Regions from separate parts of the Mus musculus genome. Here region 1 is linked to region 2. A link is a loop called in an ENCODE intact Hi-C map of the cell type or tissue named here. Cell type or tissue: gastrocnemius. All regions are shown on one strand. Each heading gives the region's core, and the rest is flanking DNA. Links, peaks and the distances in the headings are about the cores only.

What was found. A loop is a pair of places that touch in the nucleus more often than their neighbours do. Peaks named below come from ENCODE experiments on the same cell type or tissue, not always from the same donor. Only the 100,000 strongest peaks of a DNase experiment are listed, where the experiment ranks them.
Region 1: it touches region 2 in a loop (1.8-fold over the local background); 3 of 42 quality-filtered maps call a loop at or near these places.

What each region holds. Positions count from the first base shown.
Region 1 is chr5:111,181,502-111,192,185 of GRCm38, forward strand. It overlaps Ttc28 (tetratricopeptide repeat domain 28), which reads left to right. Exons shown (of 23, transcript NM_001267622.1): 6 at 1,423-1,930. Among named protein-coding and RNA genes, the nearest start is that of Gm35628, 48 kb to the right of the region's middle. In gastrocnemius, for the core only: CTCF peaks have their summits at 5,345 and 9,242; a DNase peak (open chromatin) is centred at 5,249.
Region 2 is chr5:110,973,087-110,983,770 of GRCm38, forward strand. All of the region lies in intron 2 of Ttc28 (tetratricopeptide repeat domain 28), which reads left to right. Among named protein-coding and RNA genes, the nearest start is that of Mir701, 26 kb to the right of the region's middle. In gastrocnemius, for the core only: CTCF peaks have their summits at 5,453 and 6,571; DNase peaks (open chromatin) are centred at 5,516, 6,119, 6,423 and 6,981; H3K4me3 peaks cover 3,000 bases; H3K27ac peaks cover 3,146 bases.

The sequences.
Region 1 (10,684 bases), core at 1,508-9,507, 210 kb after region 2:
ACTTAAAATAGTTCACTTTGCAAACACACCACTCACAAGCACTGTAAGAAAATGGTCCCAGCCCCTGTTAGCAGGAACTGACTGCTACCTCAGAAAGCAAAGAAAACAGGGAAACACATCACTCATGTCTCTGAAATATTAATAAAAGACAGAACACATCTGATAAAGGAAGGCCCCTCCTCTATAGGGGTGGCACTGCAGCACGGCCGCCCTTTAGCCAGAGGCCCCGTGACCAGGATCACTCCTTCATGTTCCAGAGGTGGAAGCAACATGAAGAGAGGGGGCCACATGTCAATTGGCTGCAGGCAGGCACGTAATGAAGCAGAGGAGGGAAGCATGCATGCTTCTAAGCTTGAGAATAAAGGGAAGAGAAGGCCTAGTATTACCTTCCTTTTATATATCTGCAAAAACGTCTTAGAGACCAACGCTCAAGTCTGGCTGCACGCACCCAGTAGGAGGTGGGAAGCCCATAGCCTCTCCTTTGATGCTCTGGTTTTCCATCTGCTCTGTGCCTGTGTACTATACTAGCACAGAGTCGTTTTCAACTAAAACCTCTGATTTCAGTCTGGTTTTTTTTTCCCCCTGTGGTGGGATTGAACTTGAGGCCTTGCACCTGCTAAGCGAGTGTTCTACTGCCGAGCTACACCGCTGGTCCCATTAAGACCTTGAAGATTTGACATAGATGGCTGGTGGGCAGTGTGTGGGGTCGTGGCAGGTAGTCCTTCCCTGTCCTGAGAGGCCGTTGCTCAGAGACTCCGGAAGGTAAAGGAAAGCTGGAGTCCCATGAGCAGGAGAGGCATGGGCCAGCCAAGCAGGGCTGCCGTTCCGGGGTGTTGACTGGATTCCTCCTCTGATTATGATCCAGGTCTAAGCCACAAGTCACCTGAGGGAGTAGGATAGGACAGTGGAGGGTCCTGGCTCCCGGGATTATAAGTCATGGTGGGAAGTAACCCCCTCAGTGCCTGCCATTGGCTTTGGGAGAGTGACATGCAGAGGCACAGAGCGTCTTGCATGTGGGTTCTCGAGCGAGCGAGCACCGGGTGCTCTGGGCACAGGGCCACAGGGGTCCTCCAGCACCCCATGCTGATCATTCCTCCTCAGTCGCAGGGGCTAGGGGTACTAACAGGGCTGCAGTAACAGTGAATGTTAGGGATTTCAGTTGAAAGCTACAGGAAGCACTGCCTGTTTCTGTGGGGTCGACTTCAGCAGCCCCTGCTTAGGAAGCCATTGTCTTTCATTTGCAGTTCGCTGTGGGATGTGCTTTCTATCAGTTCTGTGCGGCTCTGTGGCCTCCTGAGAGGAAGACCTCTCAGAGCTCGATTGAGGGTTCCAGACAAGCTCTGAGGTTTTAGCTGCAGAAACAAGCCAAAGCTGTTTTTTTCTGGCGTGTTCTCACTTCCCTGCCTTGCCTTTCCTTTCCAGGCAGCATCATCAGCGCTGAGCAGCCTGGGTCATGTGTACACCGCCATCGGCGACTACCCCAATGCGCTGGCCAGTCACAAGCAGTGCGTCCTCCTGGCCAAGCAGTCCAAAGATGACCTTTCTGAAGCCCGAGAACTCGGGAACATGGGAGCTGTGTACATCGCCATGGGTGACTTTGAGAACGCCGTGCAGTGCCACGAACAGCACCTGCGGATCGCCAAGGACCTGGGGAGCAAGCGCGAGGAGGCCCGCGCCTACAGCAACCTGGGCAGCGCCTACCACTACCGGAGGAACTTTGACAAGGCCATGTCCTACCACAACTGTGTGCTGGAGCTGGCACAGGAGCTGATGGAGAAGCCCATCGAGATGCGAGCCTACGCTGGCTTGGGCCATGCAGCCAGGTGCATGCAGGACCTGGAGAGGGCAAAACAGTACCACGAGCAGCAGCTGGGCATTGCAGAGGACCTCAAGGACCGGGCAGCAGAGGGCCGTGCATCCTCCAATTTGGGTAAGGGCATGCCGCTGTGACGCTGGGCCAGCAGCCTAGGCTGCAGATGGCTGGAGTAGGCACTGTCTTTTTTGGGAGTTTGTGTGTTTTTGCTCTAAAGAATTCATTGTGTATCTTTCCTTCAGCCATACCCCCTGAATCTGCCTACTGCAAAGCACATTGTCTCTTCTGTGCTCTGAGAAAGAAAACCCTGCAGTGAAGGGAGACACACACACACACACACACACACACACACACACACCAGTGCGTACACACACACACACACACACACACCAGTGCGTACACACACACACATTCACACACAGACACACACATACACTCACACATACACACAGATGCTCACATACACACACACAGACACACTCACACACACACACACACACACACACGTGTGCACACACACACACACCAGTGCGTACACACACACACATTCACACACAGACACACACATACATTCACACATACACACAGATGCTCACATACACACACACAGACACACTCACACACACAGACATACACACACACACACACAGCACATCCAGAGAGTAGAGCACCTGTGTAACAGAGAGAGGAGCTCGGGGTGACAGGAAGCTGTGAGAGATTTAAGGGCCTGCAGAAAATACAACAGGGACGACTTTAGTTGGTGAATTAGTCCACAGTGTGTCTTTCCCCTCATAATTACGTGTATTCAGAAATAATGTTGATAGTCTTTGTATGAATGCAAAATCATTTTGTGAAAGACCTGCAATGAAGACGTGCCAACAGTTGGTTTGGAATTCAAATGCTGTCAGGACATTTTAATGTGAGGGCTGGCAAGAGGCCCGTGAGTAACTGGAAACTAGGCACTTTTGTGAAGCCTGTGACATGAGATACACTTGTGCTTGGAAGTGTAGGTGGGGTTCATTAGGTGGGAGGAGGGGTAAGAAGGTGGCCACACTGGTACCTGTGTGAGCTTCAGAGGCCACAGGAGCATCCCCATCTCCACTAACGCCATGTTAGCATGCCCCTGCCTTCCCCTCCACCTCAGCTGCTGCTAACAGCAGTCCTTGTAAAACCCATGCTGTGGCCGTATGCTGTAGAGGCCTGCACCTTCTCAGGTGGGTCTAATGAGGGCCTTGAGACCAGAACAAGAGTCTAGGCTTGCAGGAGGACACAGCGTTGACATCTACTGAGTCCACACCTGAGAACTGTTCCCTTGAGCCACACACACCCCTGGCCTGTATTTTTGTTGGGGCTATATTCCTAGTTATCATTGGCTGTATACAACTTGTGGGCCCCAGGTTCGTCGTGTCTGGAAAAGTCTGACAAGAGTCGAACTAACAAGTTCCTGGCTGTCTGTGTTCATTCTATCAGTGATCGGTATCTACTGACACCTTACTGTGTGATTAGTCCTGTGTAATTAATTTGTTTAAAGGATGGCGGCACTCCCATAAGCTTTGTGTGTTTGAAGAGCTAATAATATAGTTCGAAAACAATGTGCAGGCAGGGCATCAGCGCTTGTCTACTTGCCTCTGTGGCTCTGCCTCTTTTCATATCTTACACTAGTTTATAGACTACATCATGCATTCATATATGTGTGTGTGTGCGTATGTATATATATATATATATATATATATATATATATATATATATACTTATTATATCCTGTTTATAGTCCATAAAAGGCCACATACTGATGTGTTGCCATGAAACTCCTAGGAGGGCAAGCCTGAGGGTAGGACACCCTGGGAAGCATATTCACAAAGTTTATACCCAGGCAGAACATCCCCAGAGTTGAAATTTGGCCCAAAATGGAGCGGCGTTTGTGGTGAAGAGGATGTGAAAGAAAAGATGGGTTGCCGCAGGTTGGTGGGTCTGAGGGGTTTAGCATCAGTGCCTGGCCAGAGGATGGGGGCAGAATAGCATGCAGGCTGGTCATGGCTGTGCTTGAGAGCAGAAGCCTGGAAGTAATGACATGAGGGAGTAAGGAGAGGTGTGCAGCAGGGAAGAGGCCCCATCCTTAGTGGAGGAGGCTGTGTGTCTTGACTAGGCAGATTTTCCTTTCACATTGTGTTAGCTTTGGGAAGTTGTGTTTTCCAGATCATCTGAGTCATTCGATCCAAGATCCAAAGTCCTTGGTAACTTCTTTGTCATTCTTGTAACACTGGATGGCTATGTGGGGCTGTGTCCGCTTTACCACTCATACGGAGTCAGGCTATACCCATTCCTCATATGCAGACGGTTTTCTAGATCATTCTGATTGGAAATTTACCAATGTCTACAAGGCGCACTCTGCTGTAGTTAGTCCTTTGGCTGTGCATATCTGCTCTTCCATTTGTTTCTGCTGCACCTTGTATAATATTCTTCTCCCTCCTCACCTGAGTCCTTCTTGCTTTAGCTACCCAAGCTCAGAACTTAGACCTGTGGCTATGTCCCCTCTTGTCAGGGCAGTCACGTGAAGGTCTTACATGGCCTGTGAACAGTGCTCTGTCCACATCATGATTTCTATATTATGTTTCCACTTTCACTGAACTGGAAAACATTTAAGATCATTTGTGATTGTTCTTTGGACCATTTGTTTAATTTTAAACTATTTGGGGTAGGTAGAGCTTAGTGGTCAGTCATTTGTCAAGTATGCACAAGGTCCACCGTTTAATTCCTAGCGCTATATAGAAAAAGAAATTCAATAATCAAAGCACTATGCTGGGGATGTGACTCGGTGGGTGAGCGCTTGGTGAGCAGCATGGGTGTAGTCGTGCAAGCCTGTCACCCCAGAGCCAGGAGGTCGGATGTGCAGAGAACAGATCCCAGGGGCTTGGCAGGTTTCTAGTCCTACTCATGAACGGCTAACACGGGGGTGGGGGTGGGGGTCTGACGGATGCCTGGATTGGTCTCTGAATCCCTAATGGCCCATATGAGATGGCAGGAAACCTGGCGCTTTCTTGTATGTGGTGTGCATAGAATCCAGAGGTTGACATTGGGTGTTCTCATTGCCGTCTTACAAGTAGAGGCAGGCTCTCTGGCTGAACCCAGAACTCACTGATCTGATCTGGTTCCTCTAGCTAGCCTGCCTCTGTCTCCCAAGCATGGGGCAGTGGGCGTGGGGGAATAAAGGGAATGGGAGACAACCCATGTCCCACCAGAGTTCCAGTGCTCTGGGCAGGCAGATGTGGAGGACTGCCGAGCGCTCTCCATACGGCCCCTGGTGGGTGTCTGGCTGTGTGAAGCCACTGACCCCAGTTCATGGGGAGGGGGGTGGACAGTGGACAGTCGCTGGACACCTCAGAAGAACTGAGAACAAAGTGGGGGCCTGGGGGCAGCTCCGTCAGCTCTGGGGCCGAAGGGAGGAGAGGGCAGGGGCAGAGGGGGCACTGGGTGGTTCCCACACAGTCTGGTCTGGTCCGTGACTGGAGCGCAGGAAGGCCCTCTAGCGGGAGGTTAGACAAAGCTCTTTAGGGGAAAGCCTATTCCATCGTTCAAGTACGGCATGCCTTGATGAGCAGAGAGAGTCTATGGTTTTAGAGCTTTATCGTAGAAAGGCAGAGAGAAAGAGAGAAGGTAGAAAAGGAGAGGTCGTCCATGGCCATGTAGAGAGAAGGGTGAAGGGGGGAGGAGAGGAGAAGGAGAGCTAGAAATGAGAGTAAGAAAGGTAAGAGCTAAAGAGAGAAAGGAGGGGCCAAGCAGCCCCTTTTATAATGGGCTGGGCTATCTTGCAGTAGCAGGATAACTGTGGGGAGGAGCACACCTGGCTATTGTCAGCTAACTGTGAGGGTGGAGTCTAGCCAGACTGCCAGGAGCTTGGGACATTGTCTGTGTGATCTATAGTTACAGGACCGTGGAGCTGGGGGCTCAGTGGTGTCAGGCGCCTATGTCTGGGAATGTGGCTCACTGTTCTGTCCCTTGTAGAGTTTCCTACTGGGTCTCCAGAGCAAGCCCCGCTCAACCAAAACAGGCTGTCTTTCACGGTCCCACACCTGAGCACTGGGCCAATGCCTCTGGCAGGCTGCCGCAGGTAACGAGAGCTCACATGGTCAGTGGGGATTCAAACTCCAGCCCTCACACTTGTGCCCTAAACATTTTGTCCACTTGTCTGTCTCTTTGGCCCTGACTTGGTAAATTTTGATGTGTGTGTGTGTGTGTGTGTGTGTGTGTGTGTATTGACAAAATTTTCCAAACCTATGAATAAAGAAAGAAGATGAAAAACAGGAAGAGAACCGTGGTCCAGATCTCCTAGATACAAAGCATAATGAATGGGTCAAGATATCAAAATAGCTAAAAATTCCTTACATTTGATGGAATCTTAGATAAAATGACACACACGATAAATAATCTGATAGATGCAGATTCAAAAACTGGAAGAAAGAAAATTTAAAGTAAGCCACATCTGGACATATTATAATACAGCTGCTTCAACCGTCCTTGCGGGAGAGAAATCTCAGAAGCAGTCGAGGAAATAAAACGGTGTTTCCACCGAGTATTTATCAGAAACAAAGGAGGGACAACTAACAGGGTTGTGGGGTTAAGACAAGGTCTTACTCTTTAACCTTGGCTGGTCCTGAACTCATTACAGAGACCAGGCTGACCTCAAACTCATAGAGATCCTCCTGCCTCTGTCTCTGCCTCCCAAGTGCTCGGATTAAAGGGGTGCTAAAAGAAATAGTAAAATCTGCCTCAACCCAGCGAGACTATTCCTCCAGAACGAAGGTGAGCTGTGTACGTGTGCCTATAATCCCAGTACCCAGCAGGCAAGGCTCACCCAGGACTTCAGAGCAAATCCTGTCTCTAACTCAAATTAAAAGGAATGAAGGCAAACGCCATGTACTTCAGGTGTACCACTGTGAAGAGCTCATCACTGGCGGAGAACCGTAAGAAATATTGAATAAAGTCTTTTGGACAGACAGAAAATGATACCATATGGAGGCTCGGGTATTTAGGAGAGAAAGAGAGCACCAGAAATGGTAAATACATTGATAAACAAGACATTGTTTTCCTCTTAAGTAATTAAGGTGGCTGTTTAAAACAAAAATATAATACCATATTTAAGAATAACGCAGGTACAGTAATAGTGTGGCAGCTGCAGCAAGGGATACAGCAGGTGGGAGCAGATGCATCTGCCAGGTATACTTGGATCTCACAGGGAACGCACGCTCTAGTGTTAGCTCAACGTAGACTCCAAACTGTGAGGAACTCCCAAGAAAAACACTGAAAAGGGATACAGCTACCAAGCAAGCAAGCAGAGGAGACAAACCAGGAAGCAAGGCCAAAGAAGGGTGGCCCAAAACCCGACAGCTGAATGGTAATATTAAATATTAAAAGAAACAGCCACAAAGAAGGGCTAGAGAGAGGGCTCAGTAGTTAAGAGCACCGGGTGCTCCTGCAGAGGACTTGGGTTCAGTTTCCCAGCATCCATGTGGTGGCTCACAATCTCAAACTCCAGTTCCAGGGGACCAGACACCCTCTTCTGGCTTTCATGGGTACCAGGCACACACATGGTGTGCAGACACACATACAGGCAAAACACTCATGTGTATAAAATAGAACAATTTTTAAAAATAAAAACAGAAGAAAAATCATTGCTTAATTCTGTGTCATTTGCACCTGACACATTAAATAAGATAGATAGATAGATAGATAGATAGATAGATAGATAGATAGATAGATAGATAGGAACCACAGAAATACCAAAGGAAGGTACATACCAAAGGAGTGGGCATGTTACTGTCAGATAATAGACTTTAGAAGAGAGGTGTATCACCTGTGATAAAAAGAGCCAAAGGAGAGTTAGTGTCCATGGAGACCAGTTTGTGTCTCATCAGCTCACAGGGAAACTGCACACTAGAGACCTGTCCTGGGAGGTCACCCACATTACCACAGCCAGTGTGCACTCGTTATATCAAAACAAGTAAAGGCAACTCAAGGAAAGAGAGCGGAATTTTGGGGGGGGGGAGGGTGGTGGTGGGGGTTCGAGACAGGGTTTCTCTGTGTAGCCCTGGCTGTCCTGGAACTCACTCTGTAGACCAGGCTGGCCTCAAACTTAGAAATCCGTCTCCCTCTGCCTCCCAAGTGCTGGGATTAAAGGTGTAAAGCGTGTGCTACCACGGCTGGCTTGAGATCAGATGTTTTATGATGTTAACTGTAGATTATTTCCCTGTATAATTAAATGATTTGCTGAGGGGTATCAGGTAGGGACTTGGCAGACTCTCTCTCTCTCTCTCTCTCTCTCTCTCTCTCTCTCTCTCTCTCTCTCTCTCTCTGTGTGTGTGTGTGTGTCTGTGTCTGTGTTAGCCTGTGGAGGAGCCCTAGAATAGTTTAGTTTGCAGGGACTTGTCGTTTTTCTCCCCACAGGGTCTGTGGGCAGCACCAGTTCTCCAGAGCAATAGCAAATGTCTGTAGTTCTCAGAGTTAGCAGCCAGAAAGGTCATCCGTCGTGATATCCTTTTGTTATTGAACCTTGCTCATACAGATGTGGCTGGCCATGTTCATGGGGGACCTCCGTTTATACCATATGACCCCAAATCCCCAAGATTAACCACACTGGCCGCAGAGCCACGATGCTCCCTTGGGCAAGCATCCCAGCTGTGCCCAGAGACCTAGACCCAACTGTTTCCTGCAGAAGAGAACTTTACAATGCATATTGTATTTTTTAGGTTTAGAATTTTCATTTGTTTTTTGTTTTTGTTTTGTTTTGTTTTTCTTTAGCCTTTCAGGTTTCAGGACTATGATTTTAGGTGTTCATTTGTGCTGCGTATTTTTTCCATTGACATAGCCGAGTCTAGATTTGGTGTGTGCTTTTAAAGCCTTGACAGCTATATCCATGTGAGTCGTCTTGAGGTTAGGCCCTATTGATTGCTTTTGTTTCCTTCTTCTTCAGTTTGGTGGATATCCTCATACTGTGAGGTTTAAAGTGTATAATTCACTGGTTTTAGTGTAGCCGTGGCTGTTAGTTGATTACCTATCATTTTTAGTATCAGCACACTCTATGCAGTAACTAACACTGGAATATATCACACTGTGGGGGTGATCTGCAGAAGAGCTGCCTCCTGACATATCTATCTTGGTAACTCAGGTGTGATGGCGTTGCTCTCCCAGGCAGCTGACTTGGCTGCAGTCGGCCTCTTCCTATTGGTGGGTGTCAGGGGAAGCCTTTCTCTGCAGCTTTGATATTCAGAGACTGTCACAGTTAGGAATTCTCCTGCTAGGCAAAACACCATGACCAAAGGAAACTTAGGGAGGGAAGGGTTATCTCATCTTATGGCCTGTGGTCCCTCATCCAGGGAAGTCTGGGCTGGAACCCGGAGGCAGGAACTGAAGCAGAGGCTGTGGAGGAGCACTGCCCGCTGGCTTGCTCCTGCTCTCCAGCACTCATGGTACATTCGGCTATATCCTCCATTGTCTCCACCCCTGTGTGGTAACCAAAGCAGCTTGGGCTGAGAGGAAAGGCTGCTGCCCCGCTGCTGGAAGTCCCTACTCATTTTTAACCTCAACAATTTGGCTTTTCCCCTTCCCCCTCCCTGGGGCTCACCAGCAGTCTCCTCAGGCAGAGCCGGGAGCCTTTGAGGTTCTGATTTGACTCACATGGCAGCCACTGAAGACCCCCAACCCTGTTCTGTGCAGAATGCTGTCTATCCTTCTTGACTGCTCTTTGTGCAGATTAAAGGTTTTTGTTTTTAAGTTGCAAAAGTGAGGTAAACTTCTGTGGAAAAAGTTTTCACAAAATTGAATAAAATAGGAAAAAGGACACTGCCCACTCGTGTGACTTATCTGCCCCACACCCAGCATTAGCCACTGTTAGTGGCCTGGTAGAACCTTTCAGAATGCTTACCACATGCACAGACACAGACCTCTGTGGGTGAAGTCTCAGTGGCTGCACCCTGTCCCATGTGTGGAGTGGGGTCACATCACAGTCCTGTCCCCCACCCCCACCCCACCCCTGGCTCCCTTCACTCAGCTTCTCTCCCTAGCCTCTCCATCTCCGTGTCACGGTGGCTCCCTTCCCTCCAGGTGGGGATCCTTGTCTCATTTCTGACCTTTGTCTGTTTCTGTTTATCACCCCTAACCCTTGACTCCTGATTTCTGCACACCGCTTTCAACTCTCTTCTTTCTTACCTTCCCTCTGTTTCCCGAGTCGGGATGCCCCACGCCTCTCACCCATGCCTCTCACCCCGCACGGATGCTCAGTATCAAACATGAACCCTGGCTTTCCGACAGTGACCGCTCAGGCTTTGCTGAGCTGCTGCTGACGGCCCCCCTTGTAGCCCTGTACACCAGCACAGAGGCTGATGTCACCAAGTGCTGTGTGACCGGTACTTAAGCAGTTTGAGTGAGTTCTCACACAGCTGCGTTGCTGTTAAGACCCTGAAATCAGTTCCACTGGGCTCAAGGCAAGTCCATCTTGTAGTGGCCCAGGCTTCTTGGCCTTTCCCTCCTTCTGCTGGCCACCCCCACATCCCTCTGAAGTGCAGTAGCCACTACAGTGCCTGACTGACTCTGAAACCACACTGTCCTCTGTCCTGCCCCAGACCCACAGCTTCCTTCAGTAGGGAAAGCTAAGCTCCTGTCAGGCCTGCCTAGTAGAGCAGAGTGACCTCCCCATGCCATGGAAGGTGACCGTCACACTCTCTAGGGAAGGATTGTGGGGGACACTGACCAGCCTACCACACTGTCCTGACTTAGCAAACGAATATCAGTTTCCTTCCTCCTTCCTCTGCTTCAGCTGACTGTCAGTCTAAGCTGCTGAGGGAATATTCTCTAAAAGGTTCTCGGCCTTTGCCCCTT
Region 2 (10,684 bases), core at 1,483-9,482:
CTAAGAAGTCTTCTTTTTTGGTTGTGCTCCCCCAATTCAAGGCTCCTTCACTCCTTATTGATTTATTGCCACAAAAACTTATTTGATCTTCCTGCCTTTATTGTTTTCCTGTTCTGTCTTTCAGAGCATTTACAGGATTATCAACTAAAGCTCAAATAGATTTTTCCAGCAGCTTGTGTGACATCTTGTGCAGGTTCATCACTGTAGCCTAACCCTGGAGTCAGGATGAAGTCTTTGGGTTCTGGCTGACAACTGGAGCCTCCTTCCCACCACTTTGTGTGCACACACACAGGGAGTTTAGCAACGTTTCCTCTTCCTAAAATGGGAATGTTAATAGTCCCTTTTCATGAGGAGGTTATTTCATGTTATTTGTGTTTGTGCACACGTGTGTGCTTGTGTGTGTGTGTGTGGTGTGTGAGTGTGTGTTTGGTGTGTGTGTGCACTCCTGTGAGGCACTCTCCTTTATCACCCTCATTTCTTTGAGACGGGGTCTCTTCCTAAACCTGAACCTCATCCTTCTCAGTGAGGCTGGCAGCAGTGAGCCCAGCAATGCTCCTGTCTCTCCCCCCCTCTCCTACTGCAGTGCTGGGCTAGGGACCACACTTTGAGACGTCAACTCCGGTTCCCATACTTACATAATAACTGCTTAACTACTGAGGTGTCTCTCCTGTTCCAAGATGATATAATTTTAAGGATATAAAATAACCATCTGAGATGTTTTAGTGCATGAGTATACTCAGTGAATGATAACTGATATTGGTAATACTCTTTTGTAGCATTCCTAGCTTTCTATATTGTCTTAAAATGTTTGTGTGTGTGAACATGTAGATGGGCCCCATCTTCAAGTGTTATGTCTTATATGCCGCTCACCTTGTTTGAGGCAGCATCGCTCACTGAGACCTCGGGGTTTGTGAGTAGGCTGGCCCAGGTGCCTCAGCGATCCTCTTGCCTCAGGTCCCGATGCTTTAGCACGTGAGCTGTCTTCCCACCCTGCCCCTCTTTAGTTTTAGCCATGCAGCCCACATTGGCCTCCAAATGCACTGCCTCTGCGGCTATACAAGTCTTCCTTATGTAACTGCAGTGCAGCCTGACTCGCATCTTAGGGTCCAGACCTATTGGGTGACTTTCTAATGTGGCCGCAATACTGGCCGCTCAGGCATGGGCTCCTCCCTGAGTCTAGCTCACTGTCACTCAGCCTGACCTGTGGAAACTACTCCAGCAGCCACAGTCAGATTCAACCACTCTTGGGTTCCCCTGTCCTAACGACACAAGTGCCTGATGACTCCCTGTGTCCTCATGCTTGTCAAGTGTGGTCCTGCACTGTTGGCTGGTGCTGGTAGCTCTGCACTTCCTTCCTCCACCTCTACCTGACTGCTCCTTCCTCCAGCACACCACCATCATCCTTTCTGCTTTGGAGGGAGGTGCATAGCTAGCCAGTGGAGGAAGTGAGGCAGGGACATTAGAGAACAGGCAGTTTCCACAGCCAGGGGGCGTGTGGCTCACTGCTGAACTGTGTCTGTCCACAGTCAATGTGACATGTCTCAGTCCCTACAGACCCCTCTCCACGGTCAGGGTGGTATGTGTCGGTCCTTACTGAATCCCGAAGAATGTGACAGCAATGCTGACAGGCATGTTCTTAGCACTGACTCATTTTCATTCAGGTTTGCATAGACAAGTCGTTAGTGAAATAAGTTGTGTTCACTAGACTGGCATGCACCACCTGTGTTTAGGGATGTTATTTGCCAAGTTTTATGTTAAAAAGTCAGTAGGTTGGGGTTAGAGAAGTGGCTCAATCAAGAGAACTTTCTGCTCTTCTGGAGGACTAGGGTTCAATTCCCAGCACCCATATGCTGTCTCACAACCATCTATAACTTCAGTTTCAGGGGATCTGATGCCCTCTTCTGGCCTCCATGAGTACCAGGCATACATGCGTTGCACAAACACACATGCAGGCAAAAACATATATACATTAAATAATTAAACATATCTTTTAAAAATCAGAAATGCCCTTTAGTATCTTAAGATCTGTAACATATATTCTTGGTGCTCAGTTTTGAGTCTTGGAAGCAGTGACCTGTGGTAACAATAGCTTCATATAAATAATCCCTAATAGTGCAAGTGCATTGGCATAATGGAAGCCTGTGAGTATCTCAGGTACAAATACCAATCCACCCTTTATTATATAAGGCCTAGTAAATAAGATACAAAGAAGAAAAATATAAAAGGTTAAGTATGGTGTTGGTATTTAAAAGCTTCTAGTTAATGGTCCTCTATTAAATGAAAGCTAAAACAGTTACTAGACTTCAGGGGAAGAAGTCCCACACAGACTACAAATATGTGACACACAGGGAAGACATGTAAACAATGAGAAGACATCTTAAAGCTTTGGATAACTCTGATGTAATTAGGTTGATTCTCTTTTGACAGGCATGTTTTGGTTGGCTTGTTAGAATGCTTCGGGAGAGTTCTGAGCAAAAGGAAATGGGGAAGTTTGTAGCTCCTCCTGACATATTAGAGGCCTCACCAGGAGTCCTTACCACCTGCTCCCCCCCCCCCCCGCCCCCCAATCCTGGACTTGAGCTTCACATCTTCATAGCTTCTTTCGTTTCAGACCCGGTTTTCATGTATGCATTCTGCTTGCCCTGTCTGTTTGAAAATGTGTGTTAGATAGAAGGTCAAAAGAAATGTCCCCTTACCTCTAAGGCCACCACCAGCCAGCCACTCATGTCTCCAGGAGGGGCCAGACCTCTAGGTCTTTCTTTGCTGTCAACTTGGGATGTGGCCTTGGATTTGGATGTGGCCAGGTCACGGAAAGACTCTGAGCTTCAGTGTTGTTATCTGTCAAAGAGTAATAATGAGCCCTTTAACCATAGTGTTAAAAAAGTTCCTAGAGCCTCATAAAATCAGAGTTAATATTTTCTCTTGTATTAGGTAGGTTAAAATTAAATGCTGCTTTGGGCTGGGCATGATACATGCCTGTTATACCAACAGTTTGTGAAGCTCAGTCAGGATGATTAAAGGTCAGACTAGAACTCCAACATTCACACACACACACACACACACACAGAGAGAGAGAGAGAGAGAGAGAGAGAGAGAGAGAGAGAGAGAGAGAGAGAGACACACATAGAGACTGTTTGAGACAGTGAGACATTCCGAGAGACAGAGAGACAGAAAGAGACAGAGAGAGACAGAGACAGACAGACAGACGGACAGAGACTGCTTCAGCCGTGACCTTTCTCACTGTTAATCTTTCCAGTGCTTTGCATTCTATACAGTAAACTCCAAATTTGGTTCCAACAACAAACTGCCTTGTCTTCCATATGAAGTAGAATGGAGTCTTACTCATTCGCCGTTCTTTTCCACTCTGTCTTCTTTCATTCTTGTTTTGTTTTGTTGTTGGAACCCAACTGGCCTGGGTGTCAAGCCATCTAGGAAGGAGTTACAGGAGTTCGTAGATTAGATGTGGGGAATGTTGTGGCAGGAATCTGTGATCTTGGGAACATAGTGACATCATGGTCAGAAGCTAGGGCTGTTGGGAAGAGAGCTGATTTTAGGAAAGACGATAGGGAATTTTCAGTTCGAGTAGGATATGTATAGGAAGTTGCCAGAACAATTTGAGTATGTCACAGTACACTGAAAATGTTGGCTTTCTTTGTGGCTGAAGTCATGATTTGGAGCAGACTCTTCCTTGTGTTTGTAGCACCCAGGAAAGGGGTTGACGGGGTACGGTGACGACAAGGGGTGTGTAGTATACAGAGAGAGCCCTGAGTGAGTGAGTATGTGCTTTGACACAGGCGCAGCCATGACTCAGACTCATGAGTCTCAGGGTCAGAGAGTTGGCACAGCCTTCTCCAGGGGACTTGAGTTCAAGTGTCGATGATGTGTGTGGAAAAGGTCCACAATAGCTTTCTCCTCTGGATGGTTAAGGCCTGAAGACTGCTCGCCTGCAAAGACTGCTCCAACTGAGATTGCTAACTGTGTCTCCTTGGTCGGGTGCAGACCATGGGCCCTACCTCCTTGCTTCTCTGTAATAACCTCACCTCGTTGCTCATCTGAAGGCAGGAACCTCACCTCTGTTCAACTCCAGATACTAAACACAATGATCTTCTGGGGAGCTGAGGTTTCTCCATCAGAGATCCCAGACCATCTGACCCCAGGTGTCCATCTATCTGTCTTTTCCTCATTCCCTTACCACCCCAATCAGGTTCCAGTCCCTGGAGCTGTGCAAGGACATGGCAGGGTTATGTGGCATGTAGCTGTGGTGTTGAGTGTGTAATGACTTAGGCTCTGGAGTAAGGTCCTGTGGGTCTGACTTCCAGTTCTCAAGTGCTGTCTGTGTGTTTCAGTTGAGCAAGCAGCCTCCCATGGAAGGTGGAGTGAGTGAGAGTCACTGGAGGTTGGCTATTTGGGGTGTTTTAGTCACAGCCCTGCTGCATCAGATTCCCTGCATAAGTAGTTCTGATAGTTGATGAAGAATGTTGAATGCAGTTAACAGTGTGGGCACCCCTTAGTAGAATAGTAATTTCTAATGCCAATTGTATTAGCATCTACCAAAATAACCTTAAGGGGGAATGGCAGTCAACAGGTGTGTTGGATAATACATGATAATAGTATTATATACTATCTTGTATTCATGAATTAGTCAGCATCCATAAGATGGAATTTTTGCACAAAAGAGGAATAAAACTCAGGCCATCTATATCTGCCTATCTATCTATCTATCTATCTATCTATCTATCTATCTATCTATCTATCTATCTATCTATCTATCAGTCATCTGTCCAGTCTATCCATCTATCTGGTTTTTCCAGGCTGGGCTTCTCTTTGTAGCCCCGGCTGGCCTTGAACTCCAAGATCTGCCTGCTTCTGCCTCCCAAGTGCTAGGATTAAAGGCGTGTACACCACTGCCCGGCTGCAATATTTTATAGTAATACAATCAGTGCTACTCAAGCATGGTGGTCTGTGCTTGTAGTTCCTGCTCAGCTACTCAGGAGGCTGAAATGGAAGGATGGCTTGATTTCACAAGTTCAAGACCCACCTTACTTATATAGTAAAACTTTGTTAAAAAGCGGTTTAATTTAGAGAAGCAAATAAAATGTATATATAAGTTTATTTATGATAAAGTTTCTGATTAACTTTTTTTTGATCGAGATCTCAAATCTCTTCTTTAAATCAGAATTTTTAGGGCTTTCAAAAAAGATTAATTTTAAAATTTATTTTATTTATGTTGTGTTTTGCTTGTTTGAGTCTCACAGTCATATGCAGGAGTCAGTGGAGGTCGAATCCCAGGCAATGGCTTGTCCTCTGGGAATAGGTCCTCAGTACAGTTAGCCACGCGGCGGCCATCTCTCCAGCCCCTCTGTGGAAGTTTGATTTGGACTCTTGCCCCTTTTACTTCTCCAAGTAGCTCATACAAATATAAGAATTCTTGAGAGGTTTCGGAGCCGGCCTGTGGACGCATATGGAACTGTAGCTTCACTTTTCTGCTGTGTAAATGTCGTGGCACTAAGACCCAGAAACTCTTTGCTGTGGTGGCTGGAGCTGGGCTGGCTGTGCTCGCACTGAAGGGAAGGAAGTCATTAGTGCAGACCGAGCTGTGGAGTTAGGTTCTTGCAGGATTTCCTTCCAGCCTTTCCCCACTTAGGTTCTTGGGAATTAAGAAAAAAAAAATCTAAACACACAAACCAAGTTTTCCTATTTACTAGGTTCAGGGAAGGTGGACATTTCGGAAGGGCAGATCCGATCCCAAGTTGTCTAAGAAGCAGAAAACTGCGCAAAGAAGCTCTGATTACAGATCTTTGGAATTTTCTTTGCTAAATTTTTACAAACGAGAAATACACCCAGAATTTTGGGAATTGCTCCAGGCTGCGTGTGAGGGTTTGATTGCTTGTCTAATCTTTTTCTTTTTTGGAGAAGAGGAGAATTCGCCAAGAGGGGCTTGGATGGCAGGAGCCCGGCCGGGTTTCTGTGGCAGCTTCTGCCGTGGGTCTCTGCTCTGAGGGGTCTGCGGCCCATCCCAGAGCTCCTGCCTGGAGCCTTTTCGCAGGCGCGGGTCGGGGAACATGCCCCGCTCCGGCCCGGGCGCGCCTCTGGCCGCCGGGACGTCCTAGCCCCGTGGGAGAGTGTGGTGGCCGCGGCACTTCGCGCTGAACCGAAGACGAAGACTGTCTGTCCTATCGGGGAAAGAACGAGGGGGTGCAAGGAGGCAGCATGACTTGCAGTCGCCGCCGCCCTGCGTCTGCCCCCAGCCCCCAGCCCACCTCTTGATGTGTCCCGGGTCGGCTGTACAAATATGATGAAATGGCAGCCCCGGAAGAAGGTGAGTGCGGCGACGGCGGCGGTGGGGCTGATGGGGAGGGGGCCCCGCGGGACCCCGGGGCCATCCGGGTCCGTGCGCCCATCGCCCGCCAAGTTCTCGCCTCCGGGCGCGCGCGGCCCGGCGGGGTGACAGCTGAGACTCAGCCCCGCGTGCTGGCCCGGAGCCGCGGCGCGCCCGCCCCGCTTAGGCCCGCAGGTGGGCGTCGGAGCGCCCCCTGCCCCGCGGGGACCGGCGTCCCGGCCGCTGGCAGCCGCTTCCCCTGGGCCCCGCTGGGGGGCGGGCAGCCCCGGAGCGAGCGCCGAGCGGCTCCCCGCGACGGCCGAGCCTCGGGCGCCGGGGCTGCGGCGGGGAGGCTGCGGGGACCTGCGGCCGCGTGGGCGAGTGCGGGCGCGCCGGCCATTGTGCGCCGCGTGTGTGCATCGATCGTGGGCAAGGGGGAGGGGGTACTTTGCTTTTTGCAAGATTATTTCCTAATATGGCTCCTTTGTTGAGAACCGGAGGAAAAAACATGCAGTGGTTCTATCAAAATAAATTGCTATTGGTCCCCGAAATAACGTTTCTAAATGTGGGACCGGTCCCTTCCTTGGGACACCGAGGGAGAAAGACAGCTTTCTTCAAGTTCTTGGCAGCCCGTGTTTTTGGCCAGGGTTCTCCTTTGCAAACTTGCCTGACTGCCACTCTTAGGTTAACCCAGCGGTTTACGGCATAGCGGGACTTTCCCTTCAATACCTCATTTGGCCATGGTTTTTATTGACATTCTTCTGAAGGAAAACACAGCGAGCTGAATGTGCCGTGCCCCTCCCCAGCCGTGACCTGTCTCTGCTAGCAGCTGTCTGGTGTTTCACTCAACTAGCTAAACTGGTTCTTTCTTTGTGCCGTGATGTGAGATGTCGGGTTTGACATCAGAACTGAAATAGAAATCATGTGTGAAGTACTGAGACGACACGGCGCTGGCTTGACTGCCAGGGAGCCGAGGAAACCGCGCTTCATTATAGGCCGGCGAATGCAAAGGTTTTCTTTGGTATCTAATTGATTCGATTTTATCCAGTGGCAGTTGTTTCTACCTCAGCCCAAAGCCACAATCACTCACATATTTGTTCGGTTCTCATCATAGGGCTTCCTTCAATGAGACTGATATAAAAGTGTATGCTGCCCCCTCCTCCCATGAGAACACAGGAAAACCCCATATAATCAAACATCTTAAACAGATGCTGCATAGACCTACAATCTTCTACATTTGTGCAATCATCAAGAGTAGTTTAGAGATCTCTGCAAACAGTGCATCCACAAATGCCTGCTTTTTCTATTTTACTCAACATGTAGTAACTCATACGGTTATGTCACTGAAAACCCCTCTGGGCACTGGGATTGCTCGAACCACGGAAGTATTATTCTTGGCAGCCAGGTGGATTTCTGGACTCTGGAAGATTCTGTTTCAAGTGTTAAGATTCACTGCAGTATTTACTCATGCCGTGACGTTTAGATGGCTATACCAGAGATTGTGTCTATTTTCTGTATTCACAGTCACAAGGCATCATGGTATGAGGATCCAGATATCAGTCTGGAGAGCTCATAGAGGCCGAGCTGTCCGACTGTGTGTGATTATTTGTTGGTGGCTTGAGAGCAGTTCTTGTACACTGAACGTGAAAGCTACTCTGGGAAAGATGCTATTCACTCCAGCAGGCATCACCGAGCCTTCAGCAGACTCCGTTTATTTTCTTAGTCATTCCAGAATACTCAAATGATCATACATACCACTGCCACGATCTCTGGCTGCGTCTGTTAACACATTTGTGGTGGTATAGTCACACGTCAGGTGGTTTACCAAACGGATCCATACAGACTATTCACACCCCACATAGAGAGTGGTGCTGTACTGTGTGGTCTGAATGGAGCTAGGGAGAACACCCACAAATTGTACTGCCCAACTGGACTTTAGGGCTGGGGCTGATTGGTGGCTGGGTATCTTGAGGGTCTTGTCCGCCACTTCTAGTTTGGGCTTTTTTGAATTCTGGGTTTCTGGGTTCACTGGTAACTGAGTAACTATCATTTCCTGATTTCTTTGTTTCTAACTGAACATGGAACTGGGGGCACATTGACTGAAGGGGAATTATCTCCTCCGATTTACACTATTAATTTGATAGATTAAATACTCAAGACAAAGTTTATGAATGTGTGAGTATGCAGTATTCTACTAGGGTCTGATTATCTTCTCACAAAGGAGCCTCCCAACATGGTTCATCAGGTCCACGCCAGGCCATGCCATGTCACTCCAACCTACACCACAGGCCAGGATGAGTCTCAGTGGGACTTCCAAACCTAATAGATCTCTCACTGAGAGTTGAGCAGTTTTCCCCAAAGCAAGATGCATAGGTCCACTTATCTCCAGACTCATCACATTTTATGTATTAAATACAAGCAGGTTTTTCTTTGCCGGTCACACTCTAATTAATTGTCTTAATTAAAAATGTAGGATTCTGAATAGTTGCTCTGGCTTTGTGGCTGAAATGATATTTTACATCATTCAGGTAGCACCCAGCATTTTTTTTTTTTTAGGCACCTGCTGTGTGCCAGGCACCTCTGTTTAGTCTGCATTTGTTCAGTTCTTATCTAGTAAGGAAAGGGTGTGTTACTTGAATTTCACAAATAAGGGGACTGGTGTAGAAAAGGGATTCGACTCACTGGGGTGACAGTGTGTGTGTGTGTGTGTGTGTGTGTGTGTGTGTGTGTGTGTGTTTGTGTGTGTGTGTATGTGTGTGTGTGGTGTCAGATCAGGATGGAGGCAGGTCTTACTTGAATTTTCCTCTTCCACTTCAAGGACCATTACCAGGATGCTGCCTCCATCCCTCACCCCCTCCCTCTTGGAGGAGCACAGAGATTTAAGCTACCTGGGAATTGTAAGCATTTACAGTCTCTGCCACAGACTATAAATAGATTCTGGCTTTTGGGGCTGACTTCATTTTGTTGGCTGGGATCTTTTCTTTCTCCTTGTAAATTTAGGTGTTTATCTGGCCTCTTTGTAGAGTTGTAGCTCCTTAAGTTCAGGGACCATATCTCTTTTGTTTTCAAGAATAATGCAGTTGCTCAAAAAGTGCTTATTTTATGTAAGAGTAAGTAGCTCCCGCTGTGTCCTTACACTCTATTCTTCAGTCCATTCCTAGGTTTGACTCTGGTGGCTTATTTAAGTGCCCCAGAATATCTTGTCATTGGCTTCCAACCTTTACAGACAACATCAGAAAGGGGGCAGCCATTCTCCACAAAATCTCCCTGGTAGTCATGATTAAGACAGACACGTTTAAGATGAGGTACCAGGCTTAGTACCTGAACTCGCTCCAGTATTGTGCTTGCTTGGTTTATGCAACCTAATTGGCCTTGCAGAATGCCCTGTGCCCTGTTCTTATTTATTTATTTATTTATTTATTTATTTATTTATTTATTATTGTTTTTATCTTGTATTTGCCGAGGTGATAGTAATCAAAATGCCAGTCTCGGAGGAATATGTTTATTTACCACTCTGAAGAGATTTCTGCTTTCCAAATCCAAGGATTAGTGTTAGATAGCACTGTGTCAATAAGACTCCAGCATGAAGGTCGGGAAGCCCCTCTGATTGCATTTCTCCATTGCTTGTCTAATGTTATTTTACTGTTCATGCATGATAAACGATTATTAATAGGAATGTGTCACATAAGCTACATTAATTATGTAATTTGAGAGTCTTATGATGTGTTTATCTTGTTATAGTCGGCACCTTAATAAAATACGAATCTGGCTTTACTTATCTGGTTTATTTAAGCACACAGAGTAATGAGCTTCATTGTGACATTTCCGTTCCTCTTCTGGTATGTTGTTCTTATTTGCTTTCTCCTCTGCCTTCTTCCAGTCAGTACCTTGCTTCTTAGGACTTCTCTGAAGGGGCTCCCCTGGAAAGCTCGTGGGAAGGATCACACCCTGTAGATCTGTGTCTTGCAACGACATAACTTTTATAAGAATATGTCACAGACCCTTCCCTACTCTTTCTCTGTGATGAAATATTTAATTTTGGAGTATAATGTTAATTTCAAATTTTAATGCAGTCATGCTTTATACTTAGTGTTTTAGCATTTATTACCTAGTGCGATCTTTTGAGTGGGCATGGCCCCATCGATTAGTCTGTTTGAATACTTGGCCCACAGGGAGTGTCGCTATTAGGAGGCGTGGCCTTGTTGTAGTGGGTATGGTCTTTTTGGATGAAGTGTGTCACTCTGGGGGTGGCCTTTGAGACCCCTCTCCTAGCTGCCTGAGAGAGTCAGTCTTCTAGTGGTCTTCAGATCAGGATGTAGCATTCACAGGTCCTTTGCCAGCACCATGTCTGCCTGTATGCTGCCA